Linked DNA regions of Homo sapiens: region 2 is linked to region 1. A link is a loop called in an ENCODE intact Hi-C map of the cell type or tissue named here. Cell type or tissue: IMR-90. All regions are shown on one strand.

Evidence for each region. Peaks named below come from ENCODE experiments on the same cell type or tissue, not always from the same donor. Only the 100,000 strongest peaks of a DNase experiment are listed, where the experiment ranks them.
Region 2: it touches region 1 in a loop (4-fold over the local background); 23 of 110 quality-filtered maps call a loop at or near these places.

Annotation. Positions count from the first base shown.
Region 1 is chr1:218,476,726-218,484,725 of GRCh38, forward strand. No RefSeq gene overlaps it. Among named protein-coding and RNA genes, the nearest start is that of LINC02869, 29 kb to the right of the region's middle. In IMR-90, no CTCF peak of the experiment used is centred here; DNase peaks (open chromatin) are centred at 3,176, 3,606 and 4,096; H3K27ac peaks cover 2,358 bases.
Region 2 is chr1:218,347,760-218,355,759 of GRCh38, forward strand. All of the region lies in intron 1 of TGFB2 (transforming growth factor beta 2), which reads left to right. Among named protein-coding and RNA genes, the nearest start is that of TGFB2-AS1, 6.1 kb to the left of the region's middle. In IMR-90, a CTCF peak has its summit at 3,990; DNase peaks (open chromatin) are centred at 482, 3,402 and 4,112; H3K4me3 peaks cover 3,329 bases; H3K27ac peaks cover 1,728 bases.

The DNA.
Region 1 (8,000 bases):
TTTAACCTACAGCATAAAATTTGAAATCTGAAGGGGACTTAGAGACTGAGACAAGTCCTTATCCAGCATGTAACTCCCATCCCAAACTATCTAGAATTGTCTAGCCTCTTTTACTAACTGTTCACTAGAGATAGAATGTGAGCCAAAAAAGCAAACCACATATGTAATTTTAAATTTTCTAGTAGTCATGTTAAATAAGTAATCAGACATAGGTGAAATTGATTTTAATACTATATTTACCTCAATATGTTCAAACGATTACTACTTCAGCATGTGATCATTATAAGAATTAATGAGTGTATTATTTTGTTCTCACGTTGCTATAAAGAACTACCTGAGACTGGGTAATTTTATGAAGAAAAGAGGTTTAATTGACTGGCATTTCTGCAGGCCTAATAGGAAGCATGGTTGGAAGGCCTCGGGAAACATAATCATAGCAGAAGGGGAAGCAAACAGTTCTTTACTATGGCAGAGCAGGAGAGAGAGAGAGATAAGGGGGAGCCACTGCATACTTTTAAACCATCAGATCTCCTGAGAACGAACTCACTGTCACAAGAACAGCATGGGGGAAACTGCCCCCATAATCCAATCACCTCCCACCAGGTCTCGCCCCTGACACATGGGGATTACAATTCCAGATGAGATTTGGTTGGGGACATAGAGCCAAACCATATCAGCAAAGACACTTTTTTTTTTTTTTTTTTTTTTTTTTTTGAGATGGAGTCTCACTCTGTCACCAGGCTGGAGTGCAGTGGTGCGATCTTGGCTCACTGCAACCTCTGCCAACTGGGTTCAAGTGATTCTCCTGCCTCAGCCTCCTGAGTAGCTGGGATTACAGGCACGTGCCACCACGCCCAGCTAATATTTGTATTTTTAGTAGAGACGGGGTTTCACCATGTTGGCCAGGATGGTCTCGATCTCCTGACATCGTGATCTGCCCGCCTTGGACTCCCAAAGTGCTGGGATTACAGGCGTGAGCCACTGTGCCCAGCCATCGGTGAGATACCTTATATTTCTCTTTTTCATACCAAGTCTTCAAAATTCAGAGTGTATTTTACAACTAAAGTACATCTCAATTGGTACCAGCCATAATTCAGGTGCTAACTAGCCATATGTGGTTAGTGGACACTGTACTGGACAAGACAGTTTTATATAGTCACAGAGGAAGAATTCACTCCAGTACTCTCTGATTTTCCTCCAGAAACCCATTACGGTGTTAAACAGTTCTCAATATCGGAAAGTTCTTCCTTGTGTTGCACTAAAGCCTGCATACCATACTTTCCATTTCTACCTTAGTCTTTGTTCTACTTTCTCAATCATATTTTTAATACTACAGAAAATGTCATATTATAATAGCTTTCAGTAGTGGCAGTATATTGTGATATAACTCTCGTTACTTTCAAGTATTCTCTTCTTGAATCTCATTTCACCCTGGCTTACTTTTGAAATTGGAATTTTTAGATCAGCTACAGAATTTTCTACTCAGAGCTATTATACCCATTGCTCCAGAGTGACAAAGCTTCTTTTGGAACAGAATTCTTTCAACTAACTAATCAGGTATCCCTCTCAGCTTATTGTTTTCTATGTATCTATGTAGTCAACACACTGTCAGGATTCTCGTTTAATTCAGTGGTAAACACGTTGACTGAGATAAGGCATAAGACAGAGGAAGAGCCATCCATGGCTCACTCTGAGAATTCTTCTATGTTAAATGCCCTCCATAGTCATCCCACTTAGGATACAGTCATTCGACCAGTTACAAAGTCACCCATGGACTGGTCATCTCAGCCCACATTTCTTCATCTTCTCCACAAGGACATCATGACTCACCTTGTCAACTGTCCTTCCCAAACAGTCAAAGTTCTCAGTTGTCAGAACAGGAAATAAGTTCCTATTTCTTGCTTAATTCGTGAACCTCATGGTGGGCTTGGTCTGGAACCACATTTTTTCTTCTCCAGTGTTCTGTCACCTTTCATATTCTTCATAGTTCCTCAAAACAATTGCTAATGGTTCATGGTTCTCAGCTTTTGGTTTCTTATCTCAGGGATCTTATATAAAATAAATAGTTTTCACTCTATTTCAGCATAAATTATTTTCTATTGATATTTATTCTATGCTTTGGGTATAAAAGTTATTGTCACACATTCTGGTATAGGTTATATGACTATCAGTTTTTAAATAGTTTCCATGGTTAGTTTATGGAAACAGGTGTGTGTGTGTGTATTTTCCTGTCATTGCAAATTTCTACAGTTCGAAGTATCCTGTAATTAGGGTCATGAGAAAGTGTTTATTTCCTGGGTCAGAGGCAGAGAGAAAGCAAACTTTTTGCTATGGAAACCATGATTTCCAAGAGTCTACCAATACCACTTTCTATTTTCTTTATCTTTTTCTCCCCTACCAATTCACTTTTATTGGCAGCACTGGTTGTTCTACTATTCTCTTTCTATTATTCCAACTTGCTGATTCTCTTCAAGTTAAAGAGATGGGCATCAGTTTCTACTAACATGACCAATGGGTCTGAAGCTCTGTCTTTTTGGAAGCACAGAAAATCAACCACTCAGAAGCCCAGTGGAAGAATACAGTCTATTTCTCTAGCTCCTTTTGAAGTCAGGTCTTATGTGTGTCCCAAAGCTGGGTCATTTTGTTAGCTTATTATTGACTATATTGTTTTAATATTCTGCTTTGGTGTGTGTCTCATCTATTGTTTTGTGAACTCCTGGGCTATGTTATGTTAGGGGCTATATTTTTATCAATCTTTGCATTCTCTGTACCCTATGATTACTTAATAAGCACTTCATAAATAATGTGTTATGAGTGAATAAATTAATAAATGAATTGCTTATTTGACACACACACACAGTTTCCACTGGAAAGCTTCCTGTTGTGAAATACTTGTTACTTTGCTTGTCAACCCTATCCAACAATGTTGGATAGCTCTAATGATAGAAAGCTTTTATTTTGTATTAACCTAAATCTTACCCTCAGAACTTCCATTTTCCCATAGAAAACATCTTCTCTTTCCCAAGTATTTATTTTATGTATTAAACTGAAGGCTTCAGGCCTGACAAAGATAGCAATTTTGTTTTCAACAGGAAGTACTGTGCTTATTCCTTTGCTTGTTCAACCATCTTCATTCCAGTGGCATTCCAGTGGCAAGCTTCTGGCATGCCCACCACGCAGGTCATTTAGGGAGAAATCCAAATTCCATTTAGACACATTTTGAACTCCTCTAAATATTGTGCTTTCTCAGGCTTCCAGGGAGCCAGTGTTTATCACTGGATGAATACAGTTACAGAGAGATCAAGGACTTAGTTTATTCTGGGTCACATCCATTATAATGGCATAGTTTAGGCCAAGGAATCCTCTTGTCCCCAACAACTTTCCCAGGTCTAAGACTTACATTTTCTGCTGTGTTGCCCTCCTTTGAGGGATAAACCCATGTGGCCAGGCTGGGACTGCTCTTTCTTTATTCTAGAGCAGCAGGACTGCTTTGCGTAGCTAGCTCTTCCTCTCTCCTACACTCATTGCCAGACAATACAGTATGCAGAACCCAGCATCTGACACTCATACTTGGCTCAGGGCTGGTTTGTGAATCACATGTCAGAGCAGGACTTCAAATCTCATGTCCAACACAAAGAAAGATGACGCCAGTGCTTTGAAATGTCTTTAAACACGAAATATGTCAACTTAGTGACCCCTCAACTCTGTCCCCTCTCTCTCCCTTGCACTTTTTTTCAAGATGTTTAGAAACTGTGTCATCTTTGTTTCTGAAATATTGTTTTAGGATTAAGGTTTGTCAGCATCATGAATCTGCACTAAAAATACTGCAAGGAACATGAGACCATAATTATATCAGCTTTGATCACACTGATTCCACTAATTAAAAATTCCACTGAGAAGAGTGCTGCGGAATCATGTAAACCCTGTGAATTACCTAATAATGATAGAAATATTCAAAGCATTAGTGATTAATGAACAGATGTGAAGAGGCAATACAAGCTTATGGGAAACCATTTCTAATGATGATGTCAGCAAGGAACAATTTGCAGACATAATTACTGAAAAATTATCAGAGACTTCCTTGTCAAGTATTTTGTATGTTTATAAAGCTGTTGGTGACTCATTTTAGAAGTCTGGGAGACTTATTTGATTTGGAATCAGGATTTTATTATAGCTTAGCTGTTATGTAATAGTTTACTCAGACTGATGGGGAGATATTCTTCCATGTCAACATAACTTGTATGGTGTGCAATGAGATTTCCTTGTAGTTATTTCAGCAATTCATATCTGAATGCTTTCCCATATTTTCAGTCCTGAAGTATATTCTCAGTTTGTAAAATGGAGTGCAAGACAGGCTGTGAGATAGATTAATTGTTCAATGATTTATCACGAACTCTAACAGTTTACTACATTGGGACAAAGTTGTTTTGGTTTATAAAGCTGGTAGTGTCATATGGAATGGCTATCTCTGGCATGCCATAAATTCAATATATGAGTGTTTTGCCATACATATGTGTGCTTTACTGTGGTCAGTATCATAATTAGCCAAGCTTTACCCACATGCCCCAAAATTCCAATGCTTGAGAGCAAAGTCATCTGGATACAACTAGTTTTTATGTTGGCTGGGGAACTATTGTTTGATCAACATCTCTAGTTGCTAACTAGCGGTATTTCATTTGGAGTTTCCAAAACACTAATAGCAACCAGATAGATATTGTGTCTGTCCCTTGCCTCAAATTTTAATCATGTTGTTGTCTCCAGAACAATTCCAAAAGAAACATAGCCCGAAAAATGTGGTGCTTTCCAAGAAAGGTTGGGTGTTATCATTGCTCTGAAGGGGACAGTGTGGGGAAATAATTAAATAGGATAAGCAGGGAGGGCTCCCGTATTCCTTTCCTGGCTCTTCAACTGCCTAGCTGCTACTGTACCATTGTTAGTTTTTCTGGTTTCTCTCTAAATAAGTTTCTTTATCTAATGACTAAAGGAAGAAGAATTTAACCATGAGACTACATAATTAGCTTGAGTATTTGCCTACATGGGTTTATATGCAGATATGTGGATCTCATTTAAACACTTTTAAATGAATTTATTTTATTTATGTATTTATGTATTTATTTATTTATTTATTTATCTATTATTTATTTTGAGATGGAGTCTTGCTCTGTCCCCCAGGCTGAAGTGCAGTGGTGCGATCTCGGCTCACTGCAACTTCTGCCTTCTGGGTTCAAGCGATTCTTCTGCCTCAGCCTCCCAAGTAGCTGGGACTACAGGTGCACACCACCACGCTGGGCTAATGTTTGTATTTTTAGTAGAAATGGGGTTTCACCACATTGGCCAGGCTGGTTTCGAACTCCTGACCTCATGATCTGCTTGCCTTGTCCTCCCAAAATGCTGGGATGACAGGTGTGAGCCACTGTGCCTAGTCCGAATTTATTTATTTATTTATTTTATTTTTTGAGATGGAGTCTTGCTCTTTCACCTGGCTGGAATGCAGTGGCATGATCTCAGCTCACTGCAACTTCCGCCTCTGGGGTTCAAGCGATTCCCCTGCCTCAGCCTCCCAAGTAGCTGGGATTACAGGCACGTGACACCACGCCCAGCTATTTTTTTTTTTTTTTTTTTTGTATTTTAGTAAAGATGGGGTTTCACTATGTTGGCCAAGATGGTCTTGATTTCCTGACCTTGTGATCCACCTGACTCAGCCTTCCAAAGTGCTGGGATTACAGGTGTGAGCCACTGCACCCGGCCCCAAATTTATTTTATCACTTTATACTCTATTTGATAGTCATTTCTGTCTATGCTGTATATATTAACACAGAGAGGAGGAAGAGTGGAAGTATGGGATAATGGAAGGTAGAATTTAAAGCAGCAGAAAAAAGAAAGGCACTTTTTCCATTGAATAAATGAAGGTCAATAATATATTTTGGATGATAGGTACATAATTCTTCAACACTAACAACAGAAATGCCTCTGTTTTATAGTAATGAGTAACGAAGAGTATTTTATGATCCAGAAAAGTCACAGTACAAAGGCACTATTTCCTTTTGGCTGGTTTTTAGTTTTCAATCAACAAAGCTTCTATTTTAATTCCTGAAGTACACACTGTGATGCAAGAAGGCCCCAAGAGGAAGAAATTCTGCTTCCTTTTGGCATCTTTTGGAAATTCTTTAACGCAGTGATGCAACTCTATTATTTCATGGTGAACATCTGTAGATCCACGTAATACTTTGTGGCATAAGGCTGAGTGAGAACAAGTGTCCAAGGACCTCTAGTCAGTGTTCCATATACACAGTCAGAAATCAAATGTACTTTGTTGGCCAGGTGCGGTGGCTCACGCCTGTAATCCTAGCATTTTGGGAGGCTGAGGTGGGCTGATCACTTGGGGTCAGGAGTCCGAGACCAGCCTGGCCAACATGGTGAAACCCCGTCTCCACTAACAATACAACAATTAGCTGGGCATGGTGGCGCATGCCTGTAATCCCAGCTACTCGGGAGGCCGAGGCAGGAGAAGTGCTTGAACTCAGGAGGTGGAGATTGCAGTGAGCCATTGCACTCCAACCTGGGCAACAGAGCAGGACTCCATCTCAAAAAAAAACAGGAATAAAGAAATAAAATGTACTTTGTAACTTAGGAGGATGGGCTGGCGAGGTGGATAACAGCATAATCATCAACTTTCAGGAGCTGTTAGAGAATTGAAGTTCAGTCAAGGACAAAAGAGAATAACCAGATTAGTGTTGGAGACAAGAAAGGAGGTTCAGTTTATTGACTGTGTATGAATGCGACTCTGCCTCCCAGTGGTTTTTATTATCCACTTCCATGGATATTTCTTCTTTCTCTCTGATGATCCCATTTTCACTTGATCTTTGTTTGGAGGTTGAACAAGACAAATAATAATAATAATAAAAATAGCAGTTAACCTTTCCTGAGTCTTCACTATGTGGATAACATTTTACTAAATGATTTAATGTATGACTTCATTCAGTCCTTTCAACAGCCTTATGAATTTGTATTATCACTCCCATTTTAAAGATGAAGAAACTGAGGCTTAGAGAGTGACTTGCCTAAAGTCACCAAGCTAGTCAGTGGCAGAAAGGGATTCAAACTCAAGCAATCTGACTCCAGAGCTGATGCTCTTGAACACTATTCTTTATAGTCCCTTGCATATGAATTTTGAAAGGTTTGATACCAGAGAAGACTGATGTCATTGGCCAAAATGCAGAAAGAATTTGAATAATCTGTGGATTCCAGGCCTGTCACGGTTGGCTCATGCCTATAATCCCAACATTTTGGGAGGCCGAGGCAGATGTATCACTTGAGACCAGGAGTTCAAGGTCAGCTTGGCTAACATGTTGAGACCACATCTCTACTAAAAAATACAAAAATTATCCAGGAGTGATGGCACGTGCCTGTAATTCCAGCTACTCGGGAGGCTGAGGTGGGAGAATTGCTTGAACCTGGGAAGAGGAGGTTGCAGTAAGCCGAGATCACACCACTGCTCTCTAGCCTGGGTGAGAGAGCAAGACTCCATCTCAATAAATAAATAAATAAATAAATAAATAAATAAATAAATATAATCTGTGGATTCCAAATGCGTATCTTCCATATTACATCACTAAGTTTTTGCTTTTCATTCCTATTGCTAATATCAGAGCTCAGGTTGCCATTACTTCTTACTCGAACTTCCTTGAAAAATGTTATTTCTTACTACTTAATATTATTACATTTTGTCAAAATTATGGAAAATACGGAAAAATTGGCATCAAAAGAAGCTTCACCTACAAGTTCACTAATTAGGAATAGCAGTTATATTTTCTTTTAGCTATTTTTCCAATTATATTTCAGAGTTATACACACACATATGTATAGTCATGCACCGCATAATGATGTTTCAGTCAGTAATGAAAGGCATATATGATGGTGGTCTCATAAGATTGTAACGGGGATGAAAAATTTCTACTGCCTAGTTCTGTTATGGTGACCCTGATGCTGTAGCGCAATGC
Region 2 (8,000 bases), 130 kb before region 1:
TTTAAAAGGTTTTGTTCACGTTATTTTTCAGAATACACTCAAACCTGCCTTCTTCACATCTCCAGTGTAGCAGATCATTTTTCTTACGGGTCTGTTATCCTGCTCCTGCCTTTTCGTAGGCTTCCTGCAGTTACTTCAATGCATTCCTAAAACTCAGAGTAGACGACAGCCGTATTTTTTTTTTTTTTTTTTACTGGCTTCTCTGAGAACAGTGTCCTCAAAACCAGCTGGCATACAGTAGCAATAGGAGTGAAATGATTTATTGCAGAGGAAGGGAACAGACAGTGTAGAATGATTTCAGAGTTCTTAAAAAAAGAAAAAAAAGAAAGAAAGAAAGAAAAGGGGCAGCAGCATCCACTTGATACCTGAGAGGGTTAAATACCAGGAAGAAGAAAAAGAAAAGTGGGGGCGGGGTGGGGGGAACCTCTTCAACATTTGTGTATTCCAAATCCCAAGTCATAAACTTTTCATTGGTTGCTCATTTCTCTCCTCCCCTTTCCATGCCCTGTATACTTGCTGGCTGCCTTTGCAAAGTCTCTGTGTCTTGCCTAAATAGATAATATAGCCATCTTGGTAATTTTCTCTTAAAGGTTCTAGTTGCAGGGTGGTGCTTTTCTTTTTTAATATTTATTTTTAGTTTGACAAGTCCTAGCTATGTGACCTGCCATGTCTTGTACTTGATGGTCTCAGAAGTCAGCCCATGTATCTAACCCCAGTCTTCCTAGTGACCCTTATTTTGCTGCAGTTTCTCCTGTTCTTGTTCAATAGCAGAACAGATGCAGAGAATTCTGGCAAGCAGGATGATTTTATTATTGTAATTATGGCACTATCCGCAACAGCGGTGATAAATACACTCCACCCCTGGTTATCCCCTTTGGGAAGTAAAGCTTTCTATCTGGGGTGGAGCCAAGGAGATATTAGGAAAGAAAGTTCATTGTAATTAGTCCAAAACCATTGAGACAAACAAGGAGTTCAGTCAGTTTGCTTTCTCTAGCATGTGCATCGGTTCTACCGGTATTTGGGCAGAGCGGAAAGTATGTTATGTAGAACCTGAATAACTCATCTTTCAATGTTTATATGCAAAAGGTCTAATAAACTGCCAGCACTTCTATAACACAGAAAGGAGCTCTGATCCCATTTACTGAATAGGTGTGGAGAGAGCAAGTAACCCAAGAGGGCATTAGTTCTTTGTTCTCTGAAGCACACTTCAGTCTGAAGAGCTGAGATGATCCAACCCAGGGTCATGGTCATCAACAAACTGGAAAAATTCCTAGATTATTAGGAGGATTTCAGAGTATGGCATTTAACATCAATGTGTGGATTCTCCTTTCCATTTCACCCCAGCCACCAAATAAATGAAAACCTCCGATACGTCCAAGATAAATAAAATATACTGCCAGTTTTCATACAAAGAATACAGGCTTTAAAAAGTCTGTATTCTGTATGGAAGTTTAGGAGCAGAAAGCCATATTAATAGCAGGTTCGATACTACTGTGCAAGGACTGGATAATTTTATAGAAAATAGGTTAACTGATTTTCCAGCACTTTTTAGTTATACTGGAATATAGCAAACCCTTCCAAAAAAAAGGAAAAAAAGAAAAAAACCATATTTTTAAAAAGCAAATTGAAAGTACAGCATTGGCTTATATACCAGCTTTCCCTCTTTAGGACTTTTCTGCCTAACTTTTAACTCAGCTGTCACTGAAGTGGCTGTGGGGAGGGAGTGTGCCTGTCATTCCTTGCAGTGAATCTGGCGAGGGTCATAAGCCCCAGAGATGAAGCCATGGGAAAGATCACTGGTTCATTTTTTACCATCAACTTATTAGCGTTCAGGGAGTGACTTCAGCTCAAGTATTACAAATATGCTCTAATTATACTCAATGAGCTATATATCATTACAGATTGCTGATAGCCCTTTGTGGGACATTTTATAAAGTTCAGACTACATATTTTTAGCAATGTGGAGATTTAAAAGTAAAAATATAAGAGATATTGTATATGCCCTGAGGCATATTTTGTCTTAAATATTATCCTTGGCCAAGTATACTATATAAATACAGTAAATATGAATAGAACTGGCCAGGTGCCAATCTCCTAGGATGAATTTTAGTCAAGAATGTATTTATGGGATATAAATAATACTGTGTCAACATTTAAAGAAGGGGTCTGATTAGTTTTGAATTTATTCATATTGATCTTTTCACGTGCTGTTAGTTTAAGACTCGAAGTGGAGTTATGCTAAGGTTTACCGATAGTTTGCCCACTGGGAATTAGTGGACCTCTAGTAGTTTAACAATCCATTTGAAGTTCGAGGCACATCTATTCGAAAGATGCTGCACAAGGTTTTAGAAACTTAGAAAGGGTGATTCAGTTATACACAGGAAGAATTCAAATAATTGACATGTAAGAATCTGTAGAGAGTCCGACAATCAAAAAGAGGAAGAGACACAACGTTTCATTTTCTTTCTTTTCTCTCCCTTTTTCATTGTAACCAATCAGCACATGTTGTGGTTCTAACCCTGGTGATTTTGTACTCCCCCCAACACCCGCACCCCTACTCCCACTGGAACGTTTGGCAATGTCCAGAGACACTTTGGGTTGTCATGACTGGAGGTGGAGGGGTGCTACCGGTATTTAGTGGGTCAGCCAGGGATGTTTCTAACCATCCTATAATGCATAGGGCAACCCCCCATTCCCAACATCAAAGAATTATCCTGACCACAATGTCAGTAATGCCTCTGTTGAGGAGCCCTGGTATTTGTTGGGGGTTACTGAATTCTGTTAACAGTACCATTTAGAAAATAATAACAAAAATAAAATATCTTTATGATCAAAGCATATTCAAATGAGAATACTGAATAGGAGGATAGTCAGACAGTTATCTTAATTAAATGGAGTGTGGATTAGACCATTGTATACAGTATGTACTTTATTTTTTGTGGTCTTAAAGCCCCTAAATTAGAGACATCAAAACTTCCCATTTATTTAGCTTAAGTGATGGTGTTGACCTATCCATTACTAGCTTCAGTCAGCAGCAGTGTGATGTTAGAACAGAGAAAAAAGAAGTGAGGAATTATCATGGATTCCCCTTGCAAGGGAAATAAGCAGTTTGTGTTAACAAAGAGTGGAATCTCCAAGCTAGGCAATGGAAGAAAGTAAATAATCATCTTGATTTATTCTACCATTTTGAAGTAGATACACTAAAAATATACAGCCTGAAAAATCACAATGAGATTCCCTTTGTAGTTGTTTCACATGAGTGTTAAACATTTAACATGAAGCAATCTCCTTTTCTATTTCCTCTGTAATTTTCCAAGTTAAATTGTGGAATGTAGAATGAATACCAATGACACTATGGTTTTGGGGAATGTGACTTAGCATTCAATTCATGAATATGTCTTTCTATATACAAGTTGCTGGTCTGTTGGCCACTTGCCCAATGAAGGAAAATGTTAGCGATTGCTGGAACGTAGTGGTATTTTTGCTTTATGTAGTAAGCATTTTTACTATTTTATTTTTTAGGATTCTCTATGTGTGTGTTTGCATGTGGGTGTATGAGATAGAAACAGAAAGAAAAAGAGAGCGTATCAAAGACAGACTTGAACTTCTTGACTTCCAGAATGATTGAGTTATTAATATACAACAGACCAAACTTTAATTCTCCCTTTTTTATTGCATCGTTGCTTGTACTAACTCTAGTGTCTAATTGTGGTTACATTTAAGTTAGGTCACATGCTCCTCCTTCAGGATTTCCTCTTTTTTTTACTTTTCAAAGACTAGAAAAACCTCTCAAAGAAGTATACTATTTATAACGAAAGCAGTTGGGTCGTCTTTGTTGCCAAGTGAGGCCAGCCAGCTTTATGCCTCTCCTGAGGAGACCCCACCCGATGAAAGAGGGGCTTTGCAGAGGTTGAGGGGCAGGTGGGGACCTCTCCACCTCACAGAAGGAAGGGGTTGGGGGAGCCCACTGCGTCTCCACAGCAACCCCTGTGGTCTACTCGAGGAGTTGCACTTTTTGAATGATTTCTCCCTGGTGAAAAGATGGTGATGTAACCTAGTCGCAGCATCTTTCATATAAAGATATGAAAGAATGACAGATCGTTTTTCCTAGAGGAAACTGAGATGTGAAAAAAGGGCTAATGACTCACTGTTGAACCCACATCAAATCTGGGTTAGAACCAAGGAGTTCACTGACTTGTAGGCCTTCGCCCAGAGATTACAACACACTTTAGGCTGCATATTTAGAAGGTTCGAGAAATTAGAGTGGAGGCTCCTGGCCCTGGGAGAGGTGTGCAGGGTCACCACTGGAGTGGGACTCTGGCCCACTGCCACTCCAGCCCGCCTCCCCCTGCCCCTTGCCCACAGCACCCCCACCCCACCCCGCCCCATTATAGGTTCAGGAGTAAGGTGAGCAGCCGAGCAAGAGACTGCATGGAAGAGCTCTGGAAATAGCCCCTTCCGCTATCTTGATGTAGCATTTCCGGTACTGATGGGCTCCCGGAGAGAGGATTTGGATTTGCCAGATGTGCTTGCTCTATTTAGGCAGCGCTTCTGCTCAAGGGTGGATTCCATTTTGCAGATTCTGCACAGCTTGATGAAATGTGGCTCTGCCCGAGATAAACAAATGCCCATTGTCATTTTGAAGGCATATGTGTGCTTTCATTTTAAAAAATATCCTTTAAACAATGATAGTTTTTAACCTGGGAATTCAACGTTCTCCAGGTATTTTATTTTAGATTTAATAATATGTTAGGGGATTCTTTGATGGGTTTGTTTAGACTGAAAAGTTTGCTTCTGTCATTTGTTTGGAATAAATTTGCATCATGCTACAACCACAAGCTGCTTTTGATGGTTGGCTGTTTTGTTTCTTTTCTAAGCGCTGATATCCAGAAGTGGGTGTTTAAGTGCCCCACACTCTCACCACTACCTTACTTCCTGAATTGGCTTGGTGGTCTTGACTCTGAATGAAACTGCCCCTTGGCCTCTTCCCTACCATCTCTAAATTGCCTTCTTTTCCTTCATTGTGATGGAATGTCTGCATGGATGGATGGTCGAGTGCTCACATATCATGTCCCATTTGATACTCTACTGAGTTTGTGGGAGACAGCACCCCCTTTACTTAACCAGGCCTCAGTTTCTTCCCTTGTAAAGATGAAGAAAGTAACACTGGCCTTCTAGGGTTGTAAGGATTGATGATGACATATGTGAAGAAGCACCTAGTGCAGCTGCTCTGGCATGGAGTAGGTCTTCTTTGCCTGGCAGCAATTCTCTGAGTCTCAAATGCCTTTGACTTCAGGGTATACCATTATTTTATGTGCCACTAAGAAAAAAATATCACTTCAGTGATCATGCCATTGATTTTAAGAGAGGGTCTGGATTTTAGGGAGATGAAAATGTGATTATGAGCGATACCCCAGGAACCACTTCCATTAACCTCGGATGTCTTGGAACCTCCAGCTCATTCTTTTCCTTTGCGATAGTTCCACTCAGTGGATCTCTTTCCTTTGCTCACTCAGTTTGTTCCTTAGGTGGCCTCTGACACTTCAGGGCAGGGATGGGATGGGGCTGGAAACAGAGAACATAGGGTTGGTAATTCACCATGTCTGGCACTATCCAGTTCTCCTATGAGAAGGCCTGAGAGTTTAGGCAATTAGATTCAGGCCTTTCAGGGTCTGGTCCCTCCTCCTTGCTCAGCCCCTCCTCTCACTAAATCCCTGCATGAAAACTATACTCCAGTCACATTGTCCTCTTTGCCTTTACCCAAATGGGCCATTTATTTTCATGCCTCTGGGGTCTTTGTTTATGCTGTTTCTTCTACATAGAGATCTATCTTTTCACACCTTTAAAAATCCTTCTGCCTGGTGTGGTGGCCCACGCCTATAATCTTAGCACTTTAGGAAGCTGAGGCGGGAGGATCACTTGAGGGCAGGAGTTGAAGACCAGCCTGGGCAACATAGCAAGATCTTGTCTCTACAGAGAATTTAGTTGGGCCTGGTGGTATGTGCCTGTAGTCCTAGCTACTTGGGCGGCTGAAGCAGGAGGATTGCTTGAGCCTAGGAGTTTGAGGCTGCAGTGAGCTATGACTGCCCCGCTGTCCTCCAGCCTGGGCAACAGAGCGTGACCCTGTCTCTAAACATAACAAAATAAAACAAAATATTTCTGGGCTTAGTCAGATGCCACCTCCTTAGAAAACCTTCCTTGATTGTCCTAGTCTTATTTAATTAGCTCTTCCTTTGCACTCTTACTATACTGATGGTTATCTCTATCTCTCCCTCTTTTCTTTTGATCTTAGTAAGATCTAACTCTGTTCTGGGCTGTCTTCTTCATTGGTTTGTAGACTGCCCCAGGAACAGAAATCAAGTCTAACTTATCTATATTCTTATAGAACTTAGCATATTGTGTTTGATCAAGGAATGTTTGACAAATGGATGAGCATTCCCTTTACAGAATGAGATTGAACTACAGGAAGAAGAAGAATCTGTGAGTTCAAAGAGGTGTCAGGGCCAGGAGATGCGGAGAGATGAAATGTTCTGACCTTCATTATCAGGGAAAATGTGTCTGATGGGTCATGTCACTATGCTAAAGAGCACAGGGATTCTCATAACCATAATATTTTCTGTTTCCAATTCTCAGATAATAATGAAGGTGGTGATAATGATGATTAAAGCTAACCTTTATTGAGGACTTTTTACAGGCCAAGCATAGCTAACCTTTATTGAAGACTTATAAACCAAGCATAGTTTTAAATATTTTACATATATGTACTCTTTAATACTCACAAGCAATCCTATGAGGTTAATACTCATACTGTCCCTTTGACAGCTGAGGAAATGGAAATAGCTATTTCTATTAGTGATGTGTTATGGAAATTAGACTTTCAGCCACCACAGGTAATAGGAGCCCTAATACAGAGCCCAGGAAATAGAGAGCATGACCTTTCTTGCCTTCTTGATAAATGATGTAATACATCCATGGAAGAATGGTGGCTCTCCTCTGTTAACAAGAATTACATTCACAAGCACTGAGAAAATATACCTCTGAAGCACACAACCTGGGTTTTTTTTTCTTGCCTCTTAACACATTCAACTTTTATTTCTGCACTTAATTGATACAAAAAGTGTGATTTATTAAGACTTTGGTTGTTTCTGTTTGTTTGTTTGTGAGACAGAGCCTTGCTCTGTTGTCCAGGCTGGAGTGCAGTGGCACCATCTCAGCTTACTGCAACCTCTGGCTCCCGGGTCCAAGCAATTCTCCTGCCTCAGCCTCCCAACTAGCTGGGATTACAAGCATGTGCCACCACGCCCAGCTAATTTTTGTGTTTTTAGTCAAGATGGGGTTTCACCATGTTGGTCAGGCTGGTCTCGAACTGATCTCAAGTGATCCATCCGCCTCGGTCTCCCAAAGTGCTGGGATTATAGGCCCGAGCCACCGTGCCCAGCCTTGGTTTTGTTTTTGAACTGCAATCATTTTCCTCACAAAAATTTTGATAAATTTTATTGATAGGGCATTCCTATTTCAGAGAATTAATTTATTTGGGAAGGCAAGATGATATACAATGAGCATGATGACTTTGGAGCTGGACAGACCCATTAAATAAAGAAAGGAGAATAAATAAAAGGGAATTGTACCAAAGGAATCTCAAAGGCTGAAATGGAAGCGGTAACATCAAAGACAAGAAATCCTACTCCAGGCCTGTGGCAGTTGTTAAAGAGTGGTCCTGTTTTGGTTAGCAACTTGGCTCTCTCAGTGCAAGTCATTAAAACTGCCTCATTGATATTTAAGTTGCTTCCTACCGAATTCAGATCTTGGCTCTGCCACTGTCGGCTTTGCAGCTGGATTTGAAACCCCTTCACTTAGCCCAGCCTCAGTTTCTTCATTTGTAAAGAAGAACATCGACTTTCTAGGGGTTGTAAAGGATGATGTGTGTGAAAAAGCACCTGGTGCAGCTGCTTCTGGCCTTCTTTCCACAGCAGCTATTATTCATCGAATCTCATTGACTT